7 separate regions of the Homo sapiens genome follow, and all the other regions are linked to region 7. Evidence: chromatin loops called from intact Hi-C (ENCODE). Cell type or tissue: Caco-2. All regions are shown on one strand.

Region 1 (4,000 bases), 370 kb before region 7:
TGCCCATGGTACATATGACCTCATTGTCCCAATTGCCCTATGAGTGGCTGGACTGCTTAGTCATGAAGGTGTGGTCCAAGCAGTGATCTGGAGGCAGGGAAATTAAAATGCAACAGTCCAGCTGGGACCCTTCTGCCGTTACACAGTGAAGCTACTGGGAAGCTGTGTCTTTGCGAGGTGGGGGAGTCTGAAGCTTCATTTCATGTCCCTGCTATGGTGTGAGGCCTCTCTCTCTTTCCAAAGCTAATTATTTGGAGCCATTGTGAACTCCCACTTTCAGGCGATTTGAGTTCCAACAGTTTATTTCACTGTCAGTTGTTCTGAACTTAAAAATAATTTTTCTACCAAAAATAATAAAAGGAACGAAGGGTCAGCTCATAGAAATCAACTTAAATTCAAACCTAGATGAACTAATGTACATTTGCAATGAAAAGAAGCAGAGAAATCAAATGTTATAGTTTAGGTATGCAGACTGTGTTTGCAAATCCATTAATTATAACTGAACATAACCAAATTAATAAAAATAATTTCTTTTTTCTACAATATGGCTTTGACGATGGCATTTTTAATTAGAGGAGGAGAGGAGAATGTTGGAGACTTGTGGAGATTATCCAGGGGGAAATTCTCAGCACATTTGAAGCCTTTAGAAGTTAAGGAATAATTTTACTTAAAACTTTAGTTTGACACCCATGTTTTACTAGCATTGATCAGCCACCCCAAGGTTCATTTTTAATCACAAAGAAAGAATACGGAGCCTTGAGAGCGTGAAGGATCACGCCTGTAGTCCCAGCGACTCTAGAGGCTGAGGCTGGAGGATCACTTGAACCCCAGAGTTCACGGTTACTGTGAGCTGTGATTGCACGACTGCACTCCAGCCTGGGCATCCTAGAGACACCTGTCTCTATAAAAACAACAAGAAAGAAAGAATGTGGGGAAAAAGAGGATGGGTATCTTGGGTCAGTTTCCTGGAATTCAGACTCTGAGATAGTGTAGTTGACTGGGGAGCCGCTCTGAATCAACCCCTGTGGAGTAACAGAAGCAGAACTGGAGAAGAGGAGATGCAGGTACCGCAAATGACTTGGCTGATGGCAGGGCAGCCCTGAAGCAGGCACAGTCCTTCAGTTGTCTATCTCCTCATTGATCAGTGAGTGGATAGGGGCCACTTCAGGAAAGGTGTGACTTGGAGCATGCAACTCCCCCGCTGAGAGCAAATCCCACGGACGATGTCTCCTGAGTACCACGGTCGCTGATACGGTTTGGCTGTGTCTCCACCCAAATCTCACCTTGAATTTTAGTTTCTGTAATTCTCATGTGTGGTTGGGGGGACCTGGTGGGAGATAATGGAATCATGGGGGCAGTTTCCTCCCTACTGTTCTCGTGGTAATGAATAACTCTCACGAGATCCTATGGTTTTATAAGGGGAAACCCCTTTCGCTTGGCTCTCTGATTCTACCCTGTCTGCTGCCATGTAAGATGTGCCTTTTACCTTCTGCCATGATCGTGAGGCTTCCCCAGCCACGTGGAACTGCGAGTCCATTAAGCCTCTTTTTCTTTATAAATTACCCACTCTTGGGTATGTCTTTATCAGCAGCATGAAAATGGACTAATACAGCCACTAACACCACAGCCATTGGTGGAATTGGTTTCGGTCCTGAAATCGCAGTATCCACTCTAGCGCCATATTTTTTTTCTCTCAGGTAACTGGGCAAGGATGGGAGAAAAGAGGAAAAACTGTGTTTATGGAGGTGTGTAAAGATAGGGGGAAAAAAGACAAGCTGTGGAGGAATTAACCAAATTGAGCTTTGGAAGACAGAGGGCAGCAGGGAGCAGCTCTTGCAACACCTTTCTGAGGGGAAGAGGAGGTGAGAGGGAAGGCCCGGCTCAGGCTACAGGCTGCTCTTGCCAGAACAGTTGAGCTGCTGGTGAGGATATGCTGCCCTAGGGGAAGGAGGGACAGTAGACTGACCTGATATTCAAGGCAGGGAACAGTTGATGACATTTTATATTCTACCTTAGGGGGTCCTGCACAGAGAAGCAGGTGAGGGCTGCTATGGTAATTCCCAACGTGTTTTATTTATTTTATTTTATTTTTAATATGGCAATACAGATCAGTTTTGTTTTGTTTTGTTTTGTTTTTTTAACATTTTGCATCTTTCTACAAAGTGTTATACGGGCAATTTTTCTTTTCTTTTCTTTCTTTCTTTTTTTTTTTTTTTTTTTTGAGACAGAGTCTTAGTCTGTCGCCCAGGCTGGAATGCAGTGGCTTGATCTTGGTTCACCAGGTTCAAGCGATTCTTCTGCCTCTGCCTCCCAAGTAGCTGGATTACAGGTGTGCACCGCCATGCCTGGCTAATTTTTGAAATTTTTTTAGTAGAGATGGGGTTTCACCACGTTGGCCAGGCTGGTCTCAAACTCCTGACCTCAGGTGATCCGCCTGCCTTGACCTCCCAAAGAGCTGAGATTACAGGTGTGAGCCACTGCGCCTGGCCTAGGCAATTATTTTTGATGCCAAAGTAGAATTAATTGTTTTCATTAATTTTTAAATTAAGGCCAGGTTTGATGGCTCACACTTGTAAATCCCAGCACTTTGGGAGGTTGAGGCCAGAGGATCACTTGAGGCCAAGAGTTCAAGACTAGGCAACATGGTGAAACCCCCTCTCTACAAAAAATAATAAAAAAAATTAGCTGATCATAGTGGCATGCACCTGTAGTCCTAGCAACTCAGGAGGCTGAAGCAGGAGGATCTCTTGAATCCAGAAATATGGGGTTACAGTGAGCTATGATGGTGCCACTGCACTTTAGTTTGAGGAATGGAGCAAGATCCTTTCTCTAATAATAATTAATAGTAATAATAAGTTTTAAAATTAACTGTGCTTTAAGGATTTTTGTGATACCTTCCTAGACATCCTGTTTATTGTTGCAGAACTGATTGGATTCTCTTTCATAGAGCTCTGACCATAGAGGATACAAAGCAAATAAATAGAACAATCCTTGCTTTCAAAGGAGATTTTGATACAATTTTGAAAAAAAAAAAAAGAATGCAAAGTATGCTGCTCTTCCTAATGCCAAGGAGTATTTTACTTTTTAGCAAAAACCTTCTCTTAAATGTGGAGAACACTCAGGGGGAGGTGGAAGAGAGAAAGCAGTGAACAGATTCATCTTCCCTTCTATATCTGAAAGGATAAGCAGGCTGTGCTTTCCAGAGTGAGTTAGCATGCTATTTTATACAAATTCTGGGAAATGTCGGGCGTTTAAGTGTTGCTTTCTTGTTTGTTTAGTTTTCACGGTACTCCGGAATGTGTGTATCTCAGACATTTGAAAGGCATTCTGTAACCTATATTCCAGATATTATCCCTTAGTCATCTTTTGGGCTAGTCTGTCTGTAATTGATGAGTGTGCTTTTGAAATCCAGGGTTATCTTTGTTTAGGAAATAATTAATTGCTTGACATTGATGACCCTATTTTGTAGTTCTTTGTTCTATTTTGTAAATTTAAAAATGCTTCTTTTATCTTTGTATCGTTAACTTTGCCTTTATTACCTGACGAATAGCATATTTGCTGCTTAGGCAATGACCTCTGCAAATCAGTGTTTGGTGGGAAGGGCAAAGAGAACATGTAACTGTAACCTGAGGAGGAGTTTTTCTTTATCTCTTGTTCCGCTCTTATAGACTCCAGCGAACCACTAGAAGGAGCCTGTATCAGCCACTTTCCAATTCTTTGCAGTGATTATGTTTGAAGCAGATATTTATGTTTTCATTCCTGTTGATATCAGTGGGAATACTCTTGATAAACATAAGATGTGGGAAATATTTATTTCTGGGTCCTCTATTCTTCTTTCAGAAACCTTTCTCTCTCTTTTTTTTTTTTTGTCCACTCCTTCAAACTCCAGGCTTGCCACTTCTTAGTGGCATGACTGTCTCCTTTGCCCTTCCCACCTAGACCACGCCATAGCTTGTGGGTCAACCTCCTCACTTGGCTTTCCTGGTACCTCTGCTGTATA
Region 2 (4,000 bases), 230 kb before region 7:
AAAAACGAAGAAGAAACTGTTTCAGAGATTTCTTTAAGTATTCCTGGATCTTCACCTTAGGCACAGAAGTTACAAAGTGAATTAGGAAGTTTAAATAAACATGATAGCTAACGTTGAGTTCTTGCTATACTGCAGGCATTGTTCTAATACTTGTAGTTCTCATAATATTTCCATGCAGTAGAAACAAGTAGCTCCATTTTACAGATGAGAAAACTAAGAAACAAAAGTTAAGTAACTGGCCAAACAACATGTAGGTATTAAGAATTGTAGCCTTAATTCTTGATTCTTGAAGAAGCACAAAGGGGTGGGTTTGGAGCGTAGAGTTTGTTTGAGTTGCCACCTCTACTTCCGAAATTCATTGACTCATGTGAACAAAATTACCTTTTTATCCATTGTATTTGTGGAAATATTCAAAGTTATATACTTCGGTATTTATGTTGAACACACAATTCTGACTACTGTTAATTCAGTGATACATAATACTTGTGAATAATTTAGGCTTCGGGGAAAAAAATCAATGCAAATATTTTTTTCCAAACCCTGAAATATTCAACATGAAAGATGGAAATGATTATGAATTATGACTTCTTCTCTATTGTTACAATTAATAGTTTTTATATTTATACTGAAGCCACGATGCTTTCTTACTGCTCTCATTAATTTTAAGACTTATGGAGAAAAAAACCCTCAAGTTGGAGGGACAATTTCTTGTTTTCATCATTTCCCTCTAAGAGGCCAACAGGATTATTGCTCAGTGGTTGTGTGGGCAGCTTAGGTCATAGGGCAAGGTCCCTCACAGGGAAAGGCAAGCCCATTATTTTTGGCCCAGTGTCTAAGAATATGGATCTTGAAGAGCTCAACATAAGAAAAACATCATTCAGGGTGTTTTCAGGGAAACAGATCAAGCTGAGGGATATAGGCCTTGTTCTCAGAAAGACTGCTTTGACTGTTTTGATGTTTCCAAGTTGAGTCTATTGTTTTCCTGTGTGATTTTCCTTGGAAAAAAGAAATGATTTCCATGGAGATGGAGAAGTTGGATGAGTGGATGAGCAATTGACAAATAGATGGGATGTGAATGCCACAAAAACAAATCTGGTTGTAATTAATTCCTGAGAATTCTAGAAAGCAGCTACAGCTATCATCAATGTGAAACTCTGGACTAAAAGCTCTGACACCAGATCCTCCTGTTTCCTTTAAAAAAGTCAACTCACATTTCTCTGATTCTCTTTGATTCATTTCTGCTGAAAAAGACCCAGAATTTGATATAAAACAAAGACACTTGTCCCTGAATCAGCACTATGAAACCTGAATAAATACAAAATACAGCTGATTCACTTTCTCTCAGTCACATTAAAAAAAAAAGTAAAATCCAACTGGTGTGCTCTTCCACCCAAATGTGTCATATTCAATCCTTAAACTAAAAGGTGAAAAATGTAATTCACAGTCCACCAGCTTTCTTAATCACAGCCCCACCACTCCACATGGATATAAAAACTGATAAAAGCCAACAACCAGAAACTATCTGCAGATGTTTAACTTCATTGTATTCAGGTTAGTCATTTGCCAACAAAGTCAGATTGTCCACATTGCTATCTGCTTCCAATTCCCTGCCCTGCCCCAGTATCTCTTAAGTTCTCTTAGGAAAAGCAGTAAAGATGTCTCCCTGACACTAGGAGGGTGAACATAATCGCCTGAGAGGCCGACTATCACTAGCTTAACCTCAGGAAGGATTACAATGCACTTCACTCAGTTCATCTCTCTCTCCCTTTTAACTGAATTGTTAACTTGTTCATGTTTCTAGTGTTGGGGCTCAGAAACTGATACTCTAAGATATGGCACTTTGACATGCTGAACTGAAGGAGCCTCAAGGTCTCCCTGACCTTCTCCCCTTCCTATCTCCCAAAGCACAGGATAAATTTGTTCTCTGATGTTTCCTTATCTGCCGAAAAGTCTGGACCCATCAAAGAAGAAGACAATTACCCTAAGTTTTCCCTGAGTTTCCATTAACTCATCTCCTATCGCAGGAAGGAAGACTGAAATCTGTCAACACACCTGGACAGACTTTTGTCACAAACCATTGTCCACTCTGCAGGCCCAACAGACTTTGTCTCTGGCCATTGTATGTTCTTCAAGCCCAGTGAATTCCCCTAAAAATTGTTTTCTGTCCCTATAAAGTCACCTATACATCTCCATTTCCTTTTCCCCTAAGATGTAGGGTATATAAACACCTCTACCCCACGGGGTATGAGGCAATCACTCTGTGATTCTCCCTCGTGGATGCTAGTAATTTGTATGCCATTTCTCCTACTGATCTGCCTTTTGCCAGTTGATTTTCAGTGAACCTTCAGAGAGTGGAAGAGAAGTTTTCCTTTGGCCCCTATGCTAGGCATATTTAAAAAATTGCAGCGAATTCAACTAGTCATTATCCCAGAGCACTAAACTCAGCTAACCTGGAGGGCATGGAGTGGTAAATAAAGAACTTGAAAGAGGAAGAAGAAATCACACTAACATATCTGGTGTTCATTAATTTAAGGAACCATTGAACAGTGTGAACTGCATCATTCTTATCATCACCTCTTTTGTAGGTGTCATAGGCAACTCTGTAGGTAAGTTTCTCTAATCACATAAAAAGGAAATTGAACTATATTTGTGTTTTATGCATTAACCTTTTGTAAGGTTTATATATGAGCCAACCCATTTTTTTTTTAAACAAGAGTTAACTCACCTCACAAATAAACTTTTTTCTTGTGCCTAAGATTTCCTTAAAAGTACATAAGATATTGAATATTGAGTGGTTAGAACAGTAATGCCATTGTGCTGAGAAAGAGAAGAATGGCAGAGGGTGGGGCAGTGCTAAAGGAGAATTTACTGATTTTTTAATATTTAGAGCTTTTAAACTAAAGACACATTGTTTAAAATTTGCAAATCGATTTGAAATGCATTTAAGAAGAAGCCCTTTGAACATAGATGATGGTTTGGTTGTTCAGCTGTGTTCTGGAAATGCTTCTTCCCATTTCTGCCAGTCCAGACAACAGGTTTGCCTGGATTCTGCATATCCCTCTCTGCTCTCCCTGACAGGCCACAGAAGGGTCTAACTCAGAGCTGGCTTTACCTGATCAGTTCTGAGATTGTCAGGGTGTACCTGGCGAAGGCTACAGGATTTCCCACAAAGCTGGAACTTGTCTTCTATCCACACGTGATTTAACTGATTCCCACATGACCTTCTTCCCCTCTAAAAAAAGGAAGACAAAGGAAGCAAAAGGGCGAGGTGTTAGATCACCTCATGGAGCAGTGACTTTTATATGTCTTGATGATTGTTGTTATATCGTCAGTAGCAAGGTCAGTGCCTAGTACACCACAGGGACCTCATAAAAATTTGTAAAATAAAAATCAATGTAATCCTTACAATAATACTGGGAGAAATGAATTAACCCCAACTTACTAAAGAAGTTCCAGTTAGTGGAAAAAATGAGATTTGAACGTAGGCCTAGATCTTTCTACTACATTACATGTCTTATTAGAAACCCCTCCTCATCCCCCACCAAATTCAAGTTATTTCAAGAGATCTATTGAATATAGAGTTGTTCGTTTCTTTTCTTTTCTTTTCTTTTCTTTTTTTTCTTTTCTTTTCTTTTCTTTTCTTTTCTTTTCTTTTCTTTTCTTTTCTTTTTGAGACGGAGTCTTACTCTGTTGCCCAGGCTAGAGTGCAGTGGCACGATCTCCACTCACTGCAACCTCCGTCTCCCGGGTTCCAGTGATTCTCCTGCCTCAGCCTCCCAAGTAGCTGGGATTATAGGCACCTACCACCGCACTCCACTAATTTTTGTATTTTTAGTAGAGGCGGGGTTTCACCATGTTGGCCAGGCTAGTCTCAAACTCCTGACCTCGTGATCCACCTGCCTCGGCCTCCCAATGTGCTGGGATTACAGGCGTTAAGCCACTACACACGGCCAATTGAATATAGTTTTTCTATGCCACAGATTAAGTGATCTCTAGGCAA
Region 3 (4,000 bases), 470 kb before region 7:
GACCGGCCATTTACACTTCTTTTGTGGTGGAATGTCATCAGTTAAGGTGAGGCAGGGCATATTCACTTCTTTTGTGATTCTTCAGTTACTTCAGGCCATCTGGGCGTATATACGTGCAAGTCACAGGGGATGCGATGGCTTGGCTTGGGCTCAGAGGCCTGACACCAAGTAAGATTTATTTCATCAAGCTTTTCCTAGGAGTAAATAAGATCATGCTAAGCACCGTCCTGGTGTATAGTAATTTCTCAATAATGGAGGTTTATTATTATTTTTATGTAGCCACCTCTTCATGGGCTATAGCTTATTCAACTCAACATAAATTCATTCCTCTCTGGCCAGTCTGGCCATCTGCCAAGTCTGGTGATTCACTCTCCATCAAAAACACATGGAGGTCAGCAATGTGGCTCATGCTTGCAATCCCAGTGTTTTGGAAAGCTGAGGCGGAAGGATCAATTGAGCCCAGGAGTTCGAGACCAGCCAGAGCACCACAGTGAGACCTCATCTCTACAAAAAATTTAAAAAATAACTGAGTGTGGTGGCATGTGCCTGTGGTTCCAGCTACTCAGGAGGCTGAGATGGCAGGATTGCTTGGGCCTGGGAGGTCGAGGGTGCGGTGAGCCATGACTGCGCTACTGCACTCCAGCCTGAGTGATAGACGGAGACCTGTCTCAAAAAAAAAAAAAAAAAACACCAAAAAACAAAAAACAACACCACCAACAACAAAAAAAACAAAAAAAAACAAGCAACACCACCAACAAAAAACAAAAACAAACAACACCACCAACAAAAAACAAAAAAAAACACCACCACCAACAACAAAAAACAAAAAAAAACAAACAACATCACCAACAACAAAAAACAAAAAAAAACAAACAACACCACCAACAAAAAACAAACAACACCACCAACAACAAAAAACAAAAAACAACACCAACAACAACAAAAAACAAAAAAAAACACCACCAACAACAAAAAACAAAAAAAAACAACACCACCAACAACAAAAAACAAAAAAAAAACACCACCACCAACAACAAAAAACAAAAAAAACCCAACACATGGATAATAAGACATGCTTCATAGGTTACTATAGATGTTAAATTAGATAAGAACTGTAAAGGATTTAGCATAAAATACATCATCAGTCAATGATAGCTATGACTGCCCCTTTGTTAAGAATGTATCTTTTTTTTTTTTTTTTTTTTTTACTGTAAGTTCTGGGATGCATGTGCAGAACGTGCAGGTTTGTTACATAAGTATACATGTGCCATGGTGGTTTGCTGCACCCATCAACCCGTCATCTACATTAGGTATTTCTTCTAATGCTATCCCTCCCCTAGCCCCCACACTCCCCGACAGGCCCCGGTGTGCGATGCCCTCTGCCCTGTGTCCGTGTGTTCTCATTGTTCAACTCCCACTTATGAGTGATAACATGCAGTGTTTGGTTTTCTGTTCTTGTGTTAGTTTGCTGAGAATGATGGTTTCCAGCTTCATCCATGTCTCTGCAAGAAACGTATCTTTGGAATGTCTACTATGAATTGCTGTTCTAGTCATGGGAATGCAGCAGTGAATAGAATGAGGTTTCTACCCTTGAGGAATCCACATTATCACCATCATTGTTATTATTGCCAATCTGGTCTGTGCTTTTAGGAACAAAAGGGAAAGGAGAACTAGGCATGTCTCAGGTGATGCCTAAGTAGGAACATTGGCTGTATTTCTACTTTACCCAGAAAAGCAGACTCAGAGCTTTGGTCTTTTTTCCCCTCATAGGAACAGACAAACAAAAATTCCAAAAGAATTTGAGCTGTTAGGATCACAGCCTGTTGACTCTTCCCTTGGACTTTCCCATAGTCCTTGCCTGGGTCCCTGAAGAGTCCCACTGTTCAGTCAAGGCTGTCTGCTCACAGACTACAGTGAGGAATTCTGCTCCATGTGTACTGTTTTAAGTTGAATTGCCTGCAAACTTAAAAATTATTATTGATGTTCTCAACTGTTTACTAGTGTGGCAGCGACTATGATTTGTGCTTTAATATTGTTTTCAAAGCCCATTTACTTTGTAAGTTCAATTCTAAAGTGCTCAGAGGGATTCCCAAGTGGCAGACGCTAATGGATGGCTGTGCTGGATGGCTCGTCAGAAGATGGCAGTAGAGACACGTGTATGCAGACCCGGATCTCTTAGGCAGGGTTTGTCATACTGCACAGTATTCAAAAAACAAATTTATTGTTGCTCTTGTTTGGTTTTTCATGTAGGCCTCATAGATAATCCACTTAGGTGCTTCTTCTAGAGCCCTGAGAGGTCCGCATCCTTCCAGTAACAGGACATTTTAAGGGATCCATTTGTAAAAGTGAACAAGATTGTTTGCAGATAGGGTCTTCCATCCCTTCACAATTGCTCAGTAAATTGTTGCTGATTGACTTGTGGTAGTAGATTAAAAGTGATTAACAAGAAGCAAAGTGATGGTTCCTGCCTTGCAGGTTTTTAATAGGTTTTAAGCTTATTCATAGGTTTGTGAACAATCCAGAACATTGAATGAAAAAGGACTGGCAAGAAGAGGATGGACATGAAAGTAGATTTTATTAGATTACAGATATTAAGATTCTTGTCCTGGATCATTTTTGTCATCTCTGCAAGGACGATCAGAGCAGAGCCCTGCTGCCCTTGCAGGAAAGAAAAGCCTCTGCAGCTTCTTTCCAGCGTCTTTGAGAAAATTTTTATGTCGCACGATCTGCTGACTGCCACTTGGTGCCCTGTATGGATTTTCTAGAGAGTTTGATGGGCAAGAAGAAAATATGCAGACGCTTCAGAATCCATGACACACGTCTATTTTCCAGCGTTGGCTCTGCCATAACCCAAAGAGAGGTTTCAAAAACAGAATGAAAGCATGCACTACTATAATAAAGTGGAATGTTAGGGGAGAAAAAAGAGGGTAGTGGAGAACATATGGTTCTACTGCATGAAATGCTGAGTGTCTCTTGCACAGGCATTTGCATGCAGGGCCAGATACGTAATGTGCAGGGCCCAGGGCAAAAGGAAAATATGGGGCCTCTCATGCAAAATTATTGAGAATTTCAAGATAGTGAAGCAGAGGATTACATCAAGTACAGGAACTGTTCTGAGTATGGGACCCTGCTCATGTGCATAGGTTTCACCCCTATGAAGCCGGCAGTGTGTTTGTGTGTGTGTGTGTGTGTGAGAGAGAGAGATGGAAACAGAGACATACACAAATATACACATGAGAGAGGGAGGAGCTTTCTTAACGTTCTGTTTTTACTGCTTTACATTTTAAGGCAGAGATTCTCAACCTTTGCACTAACTACATCTTGGAACAGATAAATCTTAGTTGTGGGGGTCATCATGTGCCTCACAGGGTGCTCAGCCTTCTCCTTCTTATTTACCCACTACATGCCAGCAACACCTCCCAGTGCCAGTTTTGACCATCAAAAATATCTTCAGACACTTGCCACATGTTTCTTTGTGGGGCAAAATCACCCTGGTTGAGAATAACTAAGATAAGATTTCCCACATTCCCAAAGAGAGCTTAATGGCCTTTCTTTCTTTCTTTCTTTCTTTCTTTCTTTCTTTCTTTCTTTCTTTCTTTCTTTCTTTCTTTCTTTCTTTCTTTTTCTCTTTCTTTCTTTCTTTCTTTCTTTTTCTTTCTTTCTTTCTTTCTTCTTTCTTTTTTTCCTTACCCAAGCATGAATAAAATATGAAAGACTCGAGCCCAGTGGGTGCAAAATACCGACTATCCATACAAGGCTCATCTGGTTTGGGGTGAAGGCCCATCCCGGTTCTTCATATGCGCACCTTGTTCTGGCTGCCTTGGGTGAATATGCATTTCACAGATTGTCTGTTCTCTGAGCCCTGAAAATGTATCCTTTAATCTTCAACTCAGAAAACCCCTTGACTCTGGAATGAGACACCAAAGGCCTTCCAGTGACAGGCTGGGAGAGAGCTGTTTGGATTGCTAATTTGTTTTCACTCTTTAGTCTGTTTTTCCTT
Region 4 (4,000 bases), 340 kb before region 7:
AGGGAGCCTCACCTTTTGACCAGTCCCACTCAGAGTGAAACCTTCCTCAAATTGAGCTGGAGTGGGGAGGAAGCTAGTGTGTCATGGCTCAAGTGCCACAACCTCACTATTCTTACCAAGATTTAGTAGATTTTCTTGAATAGATTTATTTTCTGTATACCCTTAGAACAATTTCTGGGAACTTTAATTTTTTAAAAATGATTTTTATCAGTTACGATCATTTCACTGGAAAATGAGTCCTCAGGGGTCCTCATGTTGCTGGGAATGGAATCTATAGCTACTTCTTTGCAATCTAAAAATGCTCTTAAATGTGAAAAACAACATTTTAGATTTTAGCTGTGTTTTGGAAAGTTGACGTAGATATAAAATCCTGACAATGAATGAAGAGGTTGTGGTTAAGGTCCCAGTAGGGAAGACATGGCCCACTCAAAAGGTCAACTATAGAGGATAGTTTAAAAAATGTGTGAGTAACGTTAAAGCAAACCACCAAAGGATGGTGACAGGGAACAGCACAGCAGGAACTGGCATCACTCCCTGCATGGTCTGAAGGAAGGCAGAGAGTGGTTACCAGAAATTAGTACAACCTGTAGTTCTCTGGCAAGAGAGATTCCACCCGATAGGAGAAGTGGCCTAGTGCCAGGATTACAGTCACTGTATAATAGAGCCTGGGAGAGAGGGAGAGGGAGTGGGAGGAGGCTAGAGTGGGAAGAAATTTGCTTTCAGAGGTGTTCACTCCTCTCACTCTGTGATCTCCTGCCAATGACTCTCATTGGCTAAACTTAATAAAAGCCAGAGGACAAGTGAGCTGGAGTGATATGGTCCACAGAGCGCAGCCTCCCAGGGAACAGAAAGGGGCAAAGTGGAGAGTAGATCTACAGTACAAATACAAAACACCCAGCCCAATGGGCTTCCCTGCATGGCATTGACAGCGCTATAAACTTCAATGCTCTGCTCAATAGATACTTGCAGAGAACAGTGGGAAGAAGAGACTGATGGAATGGCATTGATCTGCTTATTGTCTCACATCTCCCAACATGCATCTTCATCAGAGTCCATAGTTCTCAGGTTCTTTAGGAATCGCATCTTCAGTGCATTAAGAAACTCAAAAGCAACTTTCAATGCTGTTTTAAGCCAAGGAAGTGGATGCAAAGATGTTAGCAAGGTTGATAGTGCTCTAGGAAACTGGTAGGGAAGAAGCTTTCTCTTTAAGTTATACGATGAATAGAGGGAATCTGCCTTTGTTTTGTGGATCATATCAGCTGTCAAATATGTGGTCTAACAATTGCATGCATTTAGAAGGCAGAGAAAAAATAAAATTTGCAAATGATCTCATTACACTTAGTGACAGAGGAATAATATTCTGCAATAAATCACCCAATACCTCACCATTGGTGATACTCAAATGCTTGAATAACAGCTCATAAAATAAGCTGGAATAACTAACTCATGCTGATGTATAAGCTGGTGAATAGGTAGGTCACTGCCTTCAGGTTCTCTCTTCCGTAAGTTTGGAGAGCAACCCCTTGGCTGGAGGAAATGATCAGGAATGACAGCATCATCAGGTTGGTGTGATTTTGTGCAGGCATTTGCTAGAGTTCTGCCAGAAATTTCCCTGATGCTCAGTGCTCCCACTTCCCCTCCTTACTATTTGTAGCTTATTTTTTCCTTAACTATTTTTGCTGTTTACTCTCCCTCGGGCTTCTACTCTGTGCCTCTAAAGACTCAACAAGGATGCTGTTAGCTGCTTTCTCCTCCCAATGACCCATAAAATCTTATCCTGGTGTCTGGTGATACTTCCCTGGCAATTATTCATTCACCAACACCACCTTCCACCTTGTGCAGGAAGGCCCCTTCTTGGCAAACGAAACTCCCACTTAGCACTTTACGGCTCAAAGTAGAGCTGCTGCCCCTCACCCTGTGCCTCCAGCCCCATCCAGTGGAATGTTTTCATGCTCACAGCAGTTTTAAGTAAGGCACAGCTTTTCTTGTCCCAGAAGGGTAGAAACGGGGATGGGTTAGAGGGATGTATTAAGCACAATTGCAATAAGGGCTTTGGAGCCTTCAGGTCCCAGGCAGGAGATCATATTTTAATACCCATGGCTAAAACTGAGCTATAAAACTTGGAGAAGATTGTAAATGCTTTGTTTTACAACACACATAACAAATAACAGCCTGACCCTTGTTAAAAAAAAAAATTCTGACAGTTGTTAAAACAGTAAGGAAGATTTTATTCAGGACTATTGCAATAGGTATCAAGACTATTGCAGTAGGGGAGAGACATTGGGTTCAACTCTGAATATAGCAAAGCCGTGGGGCATTTATATCCAATGAACAGAGTGAGGGGGTCCGTGAATGGAAAATTACTAAGAGGAGACAACGAAGATAGGGAAATTCTTCTAAAGAGACTAACAGAATTCTTGCTGAAGGCAGGCCAGGGTGATTAGATATCAAGGATAGGGGATTTTTGCTAGACTGACTTAGCAGAATTCTTGCTAAAACTGGACTAGGCAGGCCAAAGACAAGGCCCAAAGATGAGGCCTATTTGAGAAGAGGGCACAAAGAACCTGGTCTAAAGTTTGTTTACAGAGACAGTCTTTGTTGTTATCCTCTATGGTGTTAACTTGCTAAGCTTAACTTAGGTTTTCCAGCCCTGTCCCTATGTCAATGACTAAGCTTACCCCAAACACAAGTACACACAGTCTTCATTAATAGAAAGTAACCACTAAAAGAGAACAAAACAAATAAACCCACCTCCTACTGATTAAGCAAGCTAACTTGTAGAAACTTCTAGTTTTAACCAGCTCCCTCTCCCTCCTTTTCCTCCTTGCTTTGCTGAAAGTAAGTGCATTATTGCATTGTAAGCTGTGGGATTCTGCTGTGTATACTGTGTGATGTCAAAATATTTGTTCTAGGGTTCAAAGTGATACAAGTAAAATCTTTGGAGATGTGTGCTAGGTGACACAGAAAGCAAACCAGAGATTTCCTTGCAAATACAAACTCAGTGGCCTAGTGTGACTAAGACTTCCCATGCCTGGTTTGGAGTTAAGCCAAACCATGCTTAACACAAAAAGGAGGAACTCCTAAACTCATGTACTGCTCAGTCATTCCCCAAGTAACAGTCTTCACTAATCAGAGGGGTCTTGGTTTCAGCAGGAAGAGATAAGCATGTACGTGTATGGGTGTAAGCTGCTTTTCCCTGAGTTGCCGTTCTGAAGCCATAATGCACATAAAGAAAATAATTTAAATGGCAAAAAGTTTTAAATGGCAAAACTTGTATAGACAAAATAATCTACATTTGAGTATTTGACTTTTTAGCTAAGTAGATGCATTTATAGAAAATGAAAGAAAGGAAAAAGGAAATTATTGGGGCCTAGGGCATGATACCCCAAAATATAGCACCTTGACAATTGAGAAAGCCACAGAAGCAAGAAGGTCACTCTGAGCTTCTCCCATTTTTCTCCCCTAAAACATGGCCATAAATAAATTCTCGGCCAGGCGCGGTGTTTCATGCCTGTAATCCCAGCACTTTGGGAGGCTGAGGCAGGTGGATCATGAGGTCACGAGTTTGAGACCAGACTGGCCAATATGGTGAAACCCTGTCTCTACTAAAAACACACAGATTAGCTGGGCGTGGTGGCACGAGCCTGTAGTCCCAGCTACTTGGGAGGCTGAGGCAGGAGAATTGCTTGAACCCAGGAGGTGGAGGTTTCAGTGAGTCGAGATAGCACCACTGCACTCCACCCTGGGCGACAGAGCAAGACTCCATCTCAAAAAAAAAAAAAAAAAAAAAAAAAAGAAAAGAAAAGAAAACAAAAGAAAAGGAGTTCTCTGAACTCTCTTGCTAAGTTCCCCTCAGTTTATTACCACTGGGTCATACTCCCTTTTTGTCCAGTTGTAGTTCTACATGACTGCCCGTTCTTCATAGAACCTAAGCCAAAAAAAAAAAAAAAAAAAAAAAGACAAGAAAAAGAAAAAAAAAATCACAATTTTCCCCTGGTTT
Region 5 (4,000 bases), 330 kb before region 7:
GTTCTAATTATGCAGCATTCTGAAATTCTCTGAGACTTAGCCAGAACTGATGGAAACTCAGTAACGAAAGACTGAAACACTATCTTATTTCTATATTTCTATGCCTCCTTCACGTCCAGATCTGTTAATGACATTCTGAGTCTATACTACTTGTCTCTGGAGGTAGTGTATCAGTTAGAAGGGCTTTCGCCTGCAAGTAACAAATGCATCTAAAAATGGCTAGAGCAAATATTGAGTTAATTTTTCTCACGTCTTCAAAAGTCTGGAGGTAGCAGTTTTCTGATTGGTTCATTAGCTCCATATTGCCAGCACTCGTGTCTCTGGGATTCTCTCGAGTTTTTCCTGATGGTTACAAGATGGCTGCTGCAGCTCCAGGCATCAGGTCCTCTATTTAAAAAAAAAAAAAAAAGTTGGTGAGTATGTTGGTTTTAATATATGGCCTCAAATTCTTTCACATACCTCTTGTCTTTAAGTGGGGTCTATGTCCTTTTCCCTCGACTCTCAGTGGGTTTGTGCCCATTTGAACCCATAGAGTATGGTAGAAGTGACACTGTGTGATTTCTGAGGCTAGATCATAAAACGACATGCAGCCTCTGGCTGGTTCTCTTGGAACACTTGCTCTCTGGACACTCCCCTTGGGATTCTTCCTTTTGGGATCCTCACTCTCAAACTCAGATGAGATATCCACAGGAAGGATAGAAAGCCTGTTAGGAGCGTGCTACAAAATGGAAGACATTTGTGGAATTTAGGAACATGAGTCAGCAACTGTGGATAATAGCTTTATATTAAAGGAGCAGCAGTACTCTGTGCCCATAAAGTGCACACAGCAAGACATCCTTGAGCTTTGTGTTTATTCTCTGACCGTACATGTTTTTTTAATCAGTTTGCAAGGCTCAGCTCCACTCCAGAGGCAGGCATTCTGCTTTCCAGAGAACAGCTGGACTTTCTCAGAGAATATGCAGACAAGTCAGGCACCCTTTTTCTTTGCCCGTAGCAATATAAGAATGCACTGGCAGACTTATTTCTTCTCACTACTAAGGATCTATTTTATAACTCCCTGCCTTCTAGAATGTCTTTCCTTGTTTTTTTTTTTTGTTTTGTTTTTTTTTCCCTGTGTTGCCAATGCCTTTCTTTTCCAATCACCTTTGAAAGACATTTTTTTTCTCCCTTGAGCATATCTCCAGTCTTTTCTCTGGCAGCTACTATTCATTATTTAACTTATTTCTGTATTTTTTTCTTCTTTTTTATTTCAACTTTGTGAAAAATATAGGGGAAAATCTTGCTCTGGTGTCCTCAGCATGTCCTGTTTTGGCTTGCTCTCAGTTTCCTAGAGACTAGCATAGTGGCTTGCACATGGTAGACACTCAAAAAATGCATTCAGTGTGAATGAATGAATGAATAAATGATGGATGGATGGATGGATGATTAAATGTTTATATGGAAAGTATGGACTCAAACTAAAATGCAGCACAGCAATTAAATCAATGACTCCATACAACAGGTCAGGAGTTTAAGTGTGATGTTGCAGCTCTTCTGTTGTGAGATCTTGTGAATTTGCGCATTTCTTTTTTTTTTTTCTTTTGAGACAGAATCTTGCTCTGTCCCCAGGCTGGAGTACAGTGGCGTGATCTCGGCTCACTGCAACCTCTGCCTCCTCGGTTCAAGCGATTCCACTGCCTCAGCCTCCTGAGTAGCTGGGACTACAGGCGTACACCACCACGCCTGGCTAATTTTTTGTATTTTAGTAGAGACAGGGTTTCACCATGTTGGCCAGGATGGTCTTGATCTCCTGATCTCGTGATCCGCCCGCCTCGGCCTCCCAAAGTGCTGGGATTACAGGTGTGAGCTACCGCACCCAGCCGAATTTGCACATTTCTTCATTTACTTCACATTTATTGAGTGTCCATTTTGCTCTAGTTCCTGTGCAGTCTAATGGGGAGACAGGCTTACATAATGCAGCGTAATAAACACTGTGGCAGAGCAGCCAAATAGGTTATGGGAGCACAAAGTTGTATGCAGGCTTTGGGTAGATGGAGTTTTGCTCTCATCTTGCCTAGATCAGTTTAATATCAGGGTCTCCCAGAGGTAGCATGGCCAAGGGTTACATTTTTAATATGAATACTCATTTCTTTCTGTTCTTTTCTCCCAACACCCCTGACCCTGTCTTGCAAATGAAAGCTTTTCCTTTCCCATCCTGGGAGGGGAGGTAGAGCATTGTGCTTCTGAACATTGAGCCCTCCCTATGTCTTAGGTTGTGGAGACGCAGGGTTGCCCATGGTTTGAATCTAGACTAGTGGGATTCTAAACTCTTCCGGGTGAAACATCCTATCAAAGTTCAGTTAAAGAGCATATGGGAAGGGATCCTGGGAAAAGTAGGAAAGGCTCTGGATCAGAGGCACCTGTTGCCTAAAACCTGATTCTAGAGAGTTGTTTAAACAATAGGTCTGATGCCAGCTTGGTGCTCCAGTCCTGGAGGAAGATCTGCTGTGATGGGCACTGTTTGAGCACACAAGAGATATACTAAACCTGAGGCCTCCCCAGCAGACCTCCTGATCTTCGTGTATGTGAGAACTTTGCATGCCTGCACCACAGCTCTCTCTCATTGGCCACCCAGTTAATGGCTGAGAGGTTACGATACCAACACTGGCTCAAGCCCCATCATTTGGGCCCCTCAGAAGAAACTTCCCTGCAATGTACAGAATGTTCTGTAACCTACGATGACCCCTGGAGACTCCTGGGGAGGAGCTTCTATACAGATATTTTGGAGCCAAAGGGAATAATCCAAGTGACCTCTAACTAGGACAGTGGGAAGAGGGCACACCCATTACAATGAAAGCATATTCTGAATTCCCACAGCTTGCATTTGAATCTTGCCTTCACCACTTCCTAGCTGTGTAACCTTAATCCTGGGCAAGTTGTTTAACCTCTGTGAACTTCAATTCCCTCATCTGTAAAGTGAGGTCCTAGTATCTATTACACTTAGTGGTTGGGAGGATTCAATAAGCTTTTACATGGGAAACAGTTGTCACAGTGCCTGGCATATAGTATGTGTTGCTATTGTATTTTTGTTGTTTTTGTTTTTATTATGATGAGCAAGAAAGACTCGAGGGACATTTTAGAAATATCTAAAACTTTCCTGAATCTGAAAAAAAGATTTGGCCTCTACTCATCTGCCCATCCCACCGTTTATTTGGGGAACTTATTCTTCTCTAGGTTCCACTTTAGGATTGATTGGGGATCAAAAAATGGTGGAAAAGGGAGAATTTCTACAAAAATACAAATTTGAATTTATGTAAAAATGTATATAATAAATAAAATTCTGTTTATTTCATTCTTTTCTTCTGTGAGGAATAGGTATCTCTACCTATTGGGACTATGAATTCTGGAGTATAGTTCTAATGGAAACAAAAGGTCATTGTCTTCCCCTGTTTTTCTATGCCCTATTTGGGCCCAGCTTCTACAACTAACTGTATTATTGTCCCTCCTTGGCCATGCTGTTTATCTCTGTCTCACATCCAGCTCCCAATACTGGCCAGAAGAAATGGCGGACTAGTTTGAGGGCCAGGGATTCAGGCATCATCAGAATAAGATTAAGACCTTCCTCCTACTTAGAGACTTTCAAAGCCATAGTAACAGGAAGGAAATTTTTTTAAATGTTCATTTAGGTTCTTACTCAGAAGTGGTTATTTCTTAATTTTTTGACTCAATTTCTCATATCATTCTTTTCAACCTTCTTGTTGTTATGCAAGATTCAATAGACATTACTGATGGTTTACTGTGGGCCAAATGCTGTGCTTTCAAGTACAATTACCTCTCTTTTTCCTCTTCACTTCCCTAGGCTGTAATTCTCTCATTTTTATTACTTGGGAAAGTGCCCCAGATTGCCAGTTCTTCAATTAACAGAGCAAAAGAAGACGTCATATAGAATGTCTCTGACAGAATGAAGAAATTACTAAGAAGTGATTTTGTATGTTTTATTTTGCCCTAGAAAATTTTCTTG
Region 6 (4,000 bases), 160 kb before region 7:
TGAACAGACAACTGAAGGGCTCTCTCTACCTTTCAGCATCTCTGTCTGCCTTTCTGACTACCTAAAAATTACTGCAACCTCTGATTCTGTTTCTAAGGTGGATTTTCCCTACTCATGCTTCCTAGAGATTTGGTGAGGATTTGTTGAGTCATGGGACATTTCAGCTTGCCAAGGTAAGGCTTCATTTTGGCTTTGTATGGCCCTTCTGGGATCACTGATGTCCCTGGGCCAGGTTCATTTGTATCTGAAGGAGGGAGGAGTTAGTTTGGAGGCACAGTCTAAGAGGAGAGAAGTGGAGGGTGAAGAGGAGGGGACAGCAACTGATCTCTTTATGGCATCTTATACAGAGTTGGCACCTTGGCAATTAGGATATCGGGGACCAAAAGCTGATGCACCACTTTAACAAGATACTTTGTAAATGTAGGGCAGGGTGGAGGTCAGAAACACAGGCAGGACTTCCAAAGGCTGTGGGCACTGTCCCTGTGAGGCTCAAGTGACAAGGTGGGAGACAGGATTGGGTGGAGGCCACAGTTCTTCCATGTTGAAGAACTCTCTAGCATCCTGAAGACTGCCTACCTAGAGACCAACCCAGCGATGCTGGTGCTTTCTTGGTAGACTCCTTGGAGAGGCAGTCGTGAGGAGTCTTTGTGGTCAGTGGACAACTGGGGACTGGAACATGGGGAAGTTGGGTGGTTACAACTGTAATTAATAGACCAATCTGTGGCCCACATGAGATCCACCTGAAAGAATTCTTGCCCAGCTCTGTGCCTTCTTCCTAAGATGTGGCACCCAGAATGGCACCAAACATGCCTAGTGAGGTTTGGATCAAGAGTAAGCTGGCTTCTCTGCTATGTTTTCAGTAGCCTTCCTGAAAACACCCAGCATTTGTTTAGCTTCTTTAGCTTTAGCACGTGTTTCCACCAGTGTCCCTTAACGGAGAGGATGACTATGTCACTGAAGAAGTGGAGGGGCTGAAAATGGACTCAGCTCTTGGCCCCTGTAGAGACTGCAAGACTCCGTGCACAACGTGACAGTCGGGGCTTCCTCTGAGCACTGCGCCGTTCAGCCCTATTGCGCAACCTGCCACGCCCTGTTACTGTAAATGGAACACCGGCTGTGAGCTGGTCAAGGCCCTGCCATGACAAGGCCACTTGCATAGGACTCCAAATTAAAAAAAAAAAAAAGGCCTTTCTTATTGACTGAAAAACTGGTTGTGTTTTTCATATTTTTCACTTTCTGGAGCTGAATTATTAATAGGCAAAAATTAGGTGGGGCTTCATTGATATTCTCACCAGCTTTTACAAACCAAGAATCGGAAAGTGTGCCTCGGTGAGTTGCCTTTTGTTAGCAGTGTGGAGATGCAGGCAAAAGTGATCAGCGTGGTTTGTATTTGCAGCCGCCCCTCCCCTCTCTTCAGAGTCTCTCCTTCCCGGCTGCAAGGTGCGTCTTTAATGTGCGACACTGACAAGGCGTTTCAGCCATGCAGCTAATTAATATCATGCCGAGGCTCAATGTGACAGGTCCTTCAGACTCATAAATCAGAAACCACTAACAAATGTCGTTCCTTTTCTGATCTCTTTCTCTTGCTTTTTAATATGTTGATTTACTTTCAGTATGCATAACCAAAAAAGAAACAAACCAATAAAAATACTGATGAAAATGCCGGGTGCCATGGCTTGAATGCGTTTTAGACTTTCCAAGCCAGCAAGACAACAGCCAGGAAAACAGCAAAGAAAAAAAAATCACCCTTGCCTTTCAGGGTATGGACATAGGAGGAAAACAAAACATCAGATAGTGGTCTATCCTTTAGAGACTATGAGTCACTCCCCAGGGGCTGTATCAAAACAGACCTAGTTACCTGGAGAATACAAAAAATGGCCTGGCCAAAGTTCAAACACTAGACTGACCAAACAAAAGGATTCCCAGGGAAGAGGCGCTAATCAAAGCTCTGACAGCACGCAGCCCTGATGAAAAACGACTGTGGAGAATTCCCATTAAGGATATTTGAAACCACAGTTCTTATCTTTCCCTCCTTCCCCTTCTCTCAGCTGGGGACCTGCAGACTATCTTTTCCCTCCAATCTTATCCATGTACCGGAGACAGACTGTGTTCACTTAGGTCAAATGTGGTCAGGGTGGAGGGGTCAGGTTACAGCTCCCAGCTAATGAAAAAACTGTAGCTTCAAAGTTGCCTGGTTTGCCAGTTCTCTCAAGAAGATCCACATCCAGTAAAAATAATTCTTAAATTTACCCTACTGATGGGAGCACCTGGAAAAAAGGATTTTTTTTTTTAAGCCTGAATATCAAGTTTGAAAAAAGCCAATTATTAGCAGCCTGGAAGAATGCTTTACAAGATCTTGAAGAAAGATAGACTTAAAGAAAATAGTGGAATATTTTTTCATTAATTCATAGCCACAATAGTCCTATTCTTAGAGAGCTTTCTTTTCACAGCCATACTGATTTTTCAAACACTAATTTCCTCTTACTAGTTCTGCTCCTTGTGGAATTTATTAAAGAAAAGAAGAGTAGAGTCTTCTATTTATTGTGTGGTTGCCAGATAAAGTATCTAAACATAAAAATTAAAAAATTGCTTAGATTACATAGACACAGGCACTTAAATTTTAAAAGATAATGTTTAAAAAGATAAAGTTATCAGTTATATTCATGGGAATGAACATTAAGCATTCATCAAAAAGATTTTAAGAAATAACTGGGAGTAAGGGGGAATAAGAATATAAAATTAAAAAGTATTTCTCAGAAAAGCATAGCACAGCATGTCTGTAATAGAAGGAAGCAAAATAAAATGTTACACATTTTAAATCAAGAAAGTTATCAAAATGTCTAAATCCCTGCCCTAAATCACTGAAATGATTATGTACATCCATTCTGTCTCCCTCAATGGAGAACACTTGCAAATACATAGGTCCTTTAAAATGCTTTGGTGAGGATGGATATGGTAACATTGTGTCAGAGGCGTGTGAACCAGAGCACTTCCATCTTGAACAGGGGCTGGGTGAAATATGGCTGAAACCTACTGAGCTGCATTCCCAGAAGGTGAAGCCATTGTAAGCCACAGAATGAGCTAGAAGGTCAGCACAAGATACAGGTCATAAAGACCTTGCTGATAAAACAGCTTGCAGTAAAGAAGCTGGCCAAAACCCACCAAAGCCAAGATGGTGAGGACAGTGACCTCTGGTCATCCTCACTGCTATACTCCCACCAGCACCATCACAGTTGACAGATGCCCTGGCATTGTCAGGAAGTTACTCTATATGGTCTAAAAAGGGGAGGCACTAATAATCCACCCCCTGTTTAGCATATCATCACAAAATAACCACAAAAATGGGCAACCAGCAACCCTCAAGGGTTATTCTTTTATTCTTCTACTTTCTTAATAAACTTGCTTTCACTTTACTCTATGGACTTGTCCTGAATTCTTTCTTGCACGAGATCCAAGAACCCTCTCTCGGGGTCTGGATCAGGACCTTCTTCCTGTAACAATTGGGTGGACTAGGTTATGCTGCAATAACAAGCAACCCCAAAGTCATGGTGACTTAAACCACAAAGATTATTTTTTGCTCCTGTTATATGTCAATCAAGATTCAGCAGGGCTGTTTTGTTCATCACACTCGAAGAATACAGGCTGATGCCAATGCTGGCTCAAGAGAGACCTGGGGAGTCTCTTCCCAGACCTGGGAAGATCATGATCTTCTCAGAAGTGGGAAGGGACACAGACCTGTTCCATTCACACTTCATGAACCAAGTCATGGCCAATCCTAAACATCAGAGTGTGGAAAGTGCAGTCCAACATGAGGAATATCTTATGGAGTGGGCAATATTGATGTCTGTCTGGAATGTTTGCATTGGTTCTTTTTCATCTGTGTTTTGACTTTCTTCTAACAGGTGTTGGCCTGTTTACAGATGCCAATAAAATGCTTCTTTGAATGTAACTTCTTCCTTTTGGAATTCCAGGCATCTTGCTATCTGTAGAAATCTCTTGG
Region 7 (4,000 bases):
AATAAACTATACAGATTTGGTGTTTGCCAACAGGCAGAATATGTGGTTCCATTCACTGTCCAAATAAGCAGATGTAATCAGTTTCTCATTTCTACAAAATACAAACCTTTTATTGGTAAATTTGTTATAATTTAGAATGAATACATTGCCCCTCTTCATGCTTACAAAAATTCAGTTAACCTTAATCCAACTCAAGCCTCACCTCCTTTATAAATCCTTCCTTGATCACTCTGTCTACAACAATTTTCTTTCACTTCTTTCTTTTCTCTCACTTTTTCTTTCTCATTTTCTTTTTCTACAATAATAATACTAAATGTTACTCATTGAGCAACTATTATGTGCCAGGCACTCTGCTAAATATTTGTTAAGAATGATCCCTTTAAAATCCAACCAACAAGGCAGGTTATTAAAGATGATGCTTGTTTTGCAGAAGCACGGAGAAGCTAAAAAGCTTTGTCCAGTGTCACCTAATTTAGTGATAGAGCATGACTTTGAACCCAGATAGTCTGATTCTCAAGCCCATGCCCTTAGCCACTTTACTACACAACCTCTCACTGCACTTTTGATTATGTTATGTTATGTGGCAAAAGCGATTTTGCAGATGTAATTAAGGTTATTAATTAGTTATTTTTGTGTTAATTAAAAGCAGATTATCTGGTGGGCCTAATCTAATCACATGAACCTTTTAAAAGCAAAGAGCTTTCTCAGACTGGTGACAGAGGAAATGTCAGAGAGATTCAAAGCACAAGGCCACTGCTACCTGAAGATGGAGGGGAACACGTGCAAGGACTGGAGAGCTGCTTCTAGTTTCTGAAAACAACCGCTGGCAACAACCACCAGGAACTGAATTCTGCCAACAATCCATCTGAGTTTGGAGGCAGACTCTTCTCCAGAGCCTTCAGATAGGAGCCCAGCCTTGATTTCAGCCTCATGAGACCCTAAGCAGAAAACCCAGTCAAGCCCACCCAGATTTCTGACCTACTGAACTGTGAGACAATAAATGAGTGTTGTTTTAACGGGCTAGATTTGTGGTCATTTGTTCTACAGCCCCAGAAAACTAACCCAAGGCCAGATGCAGTGGCTCACACCTATAATCCCAGCACTTTGGCAGGCTGAGGAGGGCGGATCACCTGAGGTTAGGAGTTTGAGACCAGCCTGGCCAACATGGTGAACCCTCGTCTCTACCAAAAATACAAAAATTAACCAGACATGGTGGCAGAGGCCTGGCCAACATGGCAAAACCCCATCTCTACTAAAAGTACAGGAATTAGCTGAGCATGGTGGTGTGCGCCTGTAATCCCAGCTACTTGGAAGGCTGAAACAGGAGAATCACTTGAACCCAGGAAGCAGAGGTTGCAGTGAGCCGAGATTGTGCCATTGCACTCCAGCCTGGGTGACAGAGTGAGACTCTGTCTCAAAAAAAGAAAACTAATGCACACTTTTTTAAAATTAGGTGAACCATATGAAATTGCCAATATTGACTGTTGTGACCTACAGAAATAATTACTTCATTTGACTCAATCTAACATTATTTGAGGATGATCAAGCTAATATTATTTGCTGATGGGTTCTTAAAGACTTGACATTTTAGGAAGACGCAAAAAAATAAAGGTTTATAAATTTTACTCATCCCCATGTTCTTTACTCCCCAAAATGCACACACCAAAAAAAGTATATATGTTGACAATTTCTCAGTTCTGTGACAGAGAAAATGTCCTCTACTGCCTAACCTGTTGTTTCTAACTGCTGCTATTACCAATTGTGAAGATATTACAGTTCGTGTCTTTTCTCCAATGTGATCTTAAAATGTTTGAGATCAGAAACCATATTTTTGTTTCCAGCACAATGTTTGTTACATTAATAAATTTTCAGGTTTACCAGTGTTGGCACTTTGAAATGCAGAGTTAGTGATTCAGTTATGCAGAGTAACATTGGAGAACTTGCATTAGCATAACCACTAGAGAGAAAAGACGTTTTTCAGTGCAGACCCTAGATTGAGACTTTAAAACCCTTTATTTTCAAACTAAAAGAAGAGGTAAGGAGCACTGAAAGTCCCCATGTGCAAAAACAGGACTCAGAGATGATGACCGAGGTGAAAATTGAACAGGTCATCCTTCTAAAACAGCCCATGAGGGCATCTTGAGAACAAAGGACAAAGCAATCTTCATTGTTATAAACTCTTAATTATCCAAGAGGCCAGCAATTGTGTTTTTTTTTTAACAGAGCTTAAAATACATATATTTTTATTTACCTTTTACGTATGTGGTCAAAAGACACAAAAGGTTAATTCAGTACAAGGTGCAATGTTTGATCCCATGGAAAGAGTTCTGAGGCAGAGTCGAGACCAAACAGCTCCTCCTAGTTGTCATTGAGGGCATGACACTTAATATCAAATATTAAGGAAATTTGTTTCTGAAGTGTAACTCTGAGATGGAATAAGAAAACTAGCCATATATCCTGATCATTGTTGCCTCAAGGTCTGTGTATCAACTTTGTTCCATTCATACAGATAATAAGTGGCTGTGGTTAATTGATGAATAATTGCCAGGTCACTAGAACCCATCCACTTGGGAACTCCCCAGGACTGTGCTTTCAAATTAATACAGTCCGTTCTTTGGGAAATTTTGTTCAGTGTTTTTCTTCTAAACTTTAGAATCAGCCAAATAATTTTACCAATAAAATTTTAGTAATATACAGTACTATTTACAGAGTAATGCACAGAATCTCTTTTCAGAACTAACAAAGGAATACTAGCAGTAAAAAAGATCCTGCAAGGATCTTTTTTAAAAATCTGCTTAGAAAATAGATATGATTTAACACCTTAATTTGTAAAAATTTATTTCAAATGGTCTCCTTCAATAGCCCATTTTAAATGTTCTTGGTTCTTTTCTATTATTGCAAGCAGAGGCATGCTGTGTACTCTTAGTATTGTCTATTAACTAATACAAAAGAAAAAATTGGTGAAAAGGTTTTCATCATTGCATGATTCTGTTGCTCTTATAGAATACAAGTATTAGAATTGGAAGAGATCTTGGAAGGCATGCAGTACAATACAAGCATGAGTGACTCCCCTTCAAATACTATCCCCAAGTAATTTTATGTTTTTTGTTTAACTATGGCAGCCCATTTCAATCTTAGATAGCTCTTACCGTTAGGAAGTTCATCTTTATAGTGAAATAAAATCCTACCTCCCTGTAATTTTTATCTTTAGTCATGAAAGTCAAACTGTACTTAAGATGTGGTTATTTTGTTCTTACCTTGCTAGTTATAGTTTAATTACCAGTCTTTAAGCACTGTGAAAATTCTAACATTCTCATTCTATCAAACTACATTCTACATTGTACAGCAATTTGTATCTCCATAGAAACAATTCCAACACATAGAATTGTAATTCCCAAATGGCATAATTGTAAACATTTTCTCAGATAACTTCAAAGCCATTTCTGAAATTTCTTCTAAAACATTCACATGAACTCAGATTGTGAAAATGAGTTATACCTCCTTTGAAATCAAGTCGTTTTTTAATTCCTCCAAATATAAATGTTAAAAACTAAAATGTCAAAATAAGCAATGGTAGTATTAACACAGTTAATACTGAAGGTAAATGTTAAACACATGCTACTTTCTTTGCAAAGAGCATCTGCAAATTTAAAACCAAGAGTGGTCTCATTACAGACAAGTCTACTTGAAAAGTTACATTAAATTGTTTTACACGACATATCTTGGCATTTTATACTTTTTTAATTTTCAAAAGTTTATTTATAGAGAACACAGCTATTAGTGACGATGATTCTAGGTTTAGAGGGAACACATTTTCCCATTTCCTGGTGATTTTCCGTAAGCACAGTCTTGGTGCTCCTCTGGGCCAATTTTCCCATTTTGTTTCTCCTCTGGAGAAGTGAAGTGACGCACTGGCTTTGTAAATTTGGGGAAAATATCCAGACCAGCCTGATCAACTCTGCTCTCCTTTTCTCTCCTGGGTAGGGAGGCTGCTCACTGC

Evidence for each region. Peaks named below come from ENCODE experiments on the same cell type or tissue, not always from the same donor. Only the 100,000 strongest peaks of a DNase experiment are listed, where the experiment ranks them.
Region 1: it touches region 7 in a loop (12-fold over the local background); 31 of 110 quality-filtered maps call a loop at or near these places.
Region 2: a loop joins it to region 7, with 6 times the contacts of the local background. A loop is called at or near these places in 5 of 110 quality-filtered maps.
Region 3: it touches region 7 in a loop (10-fold over the local background); 95 of 110 quality-filtered maps call a loop at or near these places.
Region 4: a loop joins it to region 7, with 4 times the contacts of the local background. A loop is called at or near these places in 4 of 110 quality-filtered maps.
Region 5: a loop joins it to region 7, with 7 times the contacts of the local background. A loop is called at or near these places in 4 of 110 quality-filtered maps.
Region 6: a loop joins it to region 7, with 5 times the contacts of the local background. A loop is called at or near these places in 9 of 110 quality-filtered maps.

Annotation. Positions count from the first base shown.
Region 1 is chr2:215,826,556-215,830,555 of GRCh38, reverse strand. The region is part of intron 1 of LINC00607 (long intergenic non-protein coding RNA 607); the gene reads left to right. Among named protein-coding and RNA genes, the nearest start is that of LINC00607, 15 kb to the left of the region's middle. In Caco-2, CTCF peaks have their summits at 1,610 and 1,811; DNase peaks (open chromatin) are centred at 25, 1,865 and 3,595.
Region 2 is chr2:215,682,574-215,686,573 of GRCh38, reverse strand. The region is part of intron 5 of LINC00607 (long intergenic non-protein coding RNA 607); the gene reads left to right. LOC102724861 (a long non-coding RNA gene) reads right to left here. Exons shown (of 8, transcript NR_187737.1): 7 at 3,113-3,232. Among named protein-coding and RNA genes, the nearest start is that of LINC01614, 33 kb to the left of the region's middle. In Caco-2, no CTCF peak of the experiment used is centred here; a DNase peak (open chromatin) is centred at 1,643.
Region 3 is chr2:215,918,467-215,922,466 of GRCh38, reverse strand. No RefSeq gene overlaps it. Among named protein-coding and RNA genes, the nearest start is that of LINC00607, 77 kb to the right of the region's middle. RefSeq lists an enhancer at 1-546. In Caco-2, CTCF peaks have their summits at 1,918 and 2,129 (motif pointing right); a DNase peak (open chromatin) is centred at 2,136.
Region 4 is chr2:215,792,955-215,796,954 of GRCh38, reverse strand. All of the region lies in intron 1 of LINC00607 (long intergenic non-protein coding RNA 607), which reads left to right. Among named protein-coding and RNA genes, the nearest start is that of LINC00607, 49 kb to the left of the region's middle. In Caco-2, a CTCF peak has its summit at 1,925; a DNase peak (open chromatin) is centred at 1,904.
Region 5 is chr2:215,781,382-215,785,381 of GRCh38, reverse strand. All of the region lies in intron 1 of LINC00607 (long intergenic non-protein coding RNA 607), which reads left to right. Among named protein-coding and RNA genes, the nearest start is that of LINC00607, 60 kb to the left of the region's middle. In Caco-2, no CTCF peak of the experiment used is centred here; no DNase peak of the experiment used is centred here.
Region 6 is chr2:215,617,291-215,621,290 of GRCh38, reverse strand. LINC00607 (long intergenic non-protein coding RNA 607) reads left to right here. Exons shown (of 10, transcript NR_037195.1): 8 at 1-173. The region is part of intron 1 of LOC102724861 (a long non-coding RNA gene); the gene reads right to left. Among named protein-coding and RNA genes, the nearest start is that of LINC01614, 99 kb to the left of the region's middle. RefSeq lists an enhancer at 911-1,205. In Caco-2, no CTCF peak of the experiment used is centred here; DNase peaks (open chromatin) are centred at 1,080, 1,450, 1,980 and 3,770; H3K4me3 peaks cover 269 bases.
Region 7 is chr2:215,452,983-215,456,982 of GRCh38, reverse strand. It overlaps LOC102724849 (a long non-coding RNA gene), which reads right to left and starts at 3,276. Exons shown (of 4, transcript NR_110607.1): 1 at 3,258-3,276; 2 at 1-91. In Caco-2, a CTCF peak has its summit at 2,344; no DNase peak of the experiment used is centred here.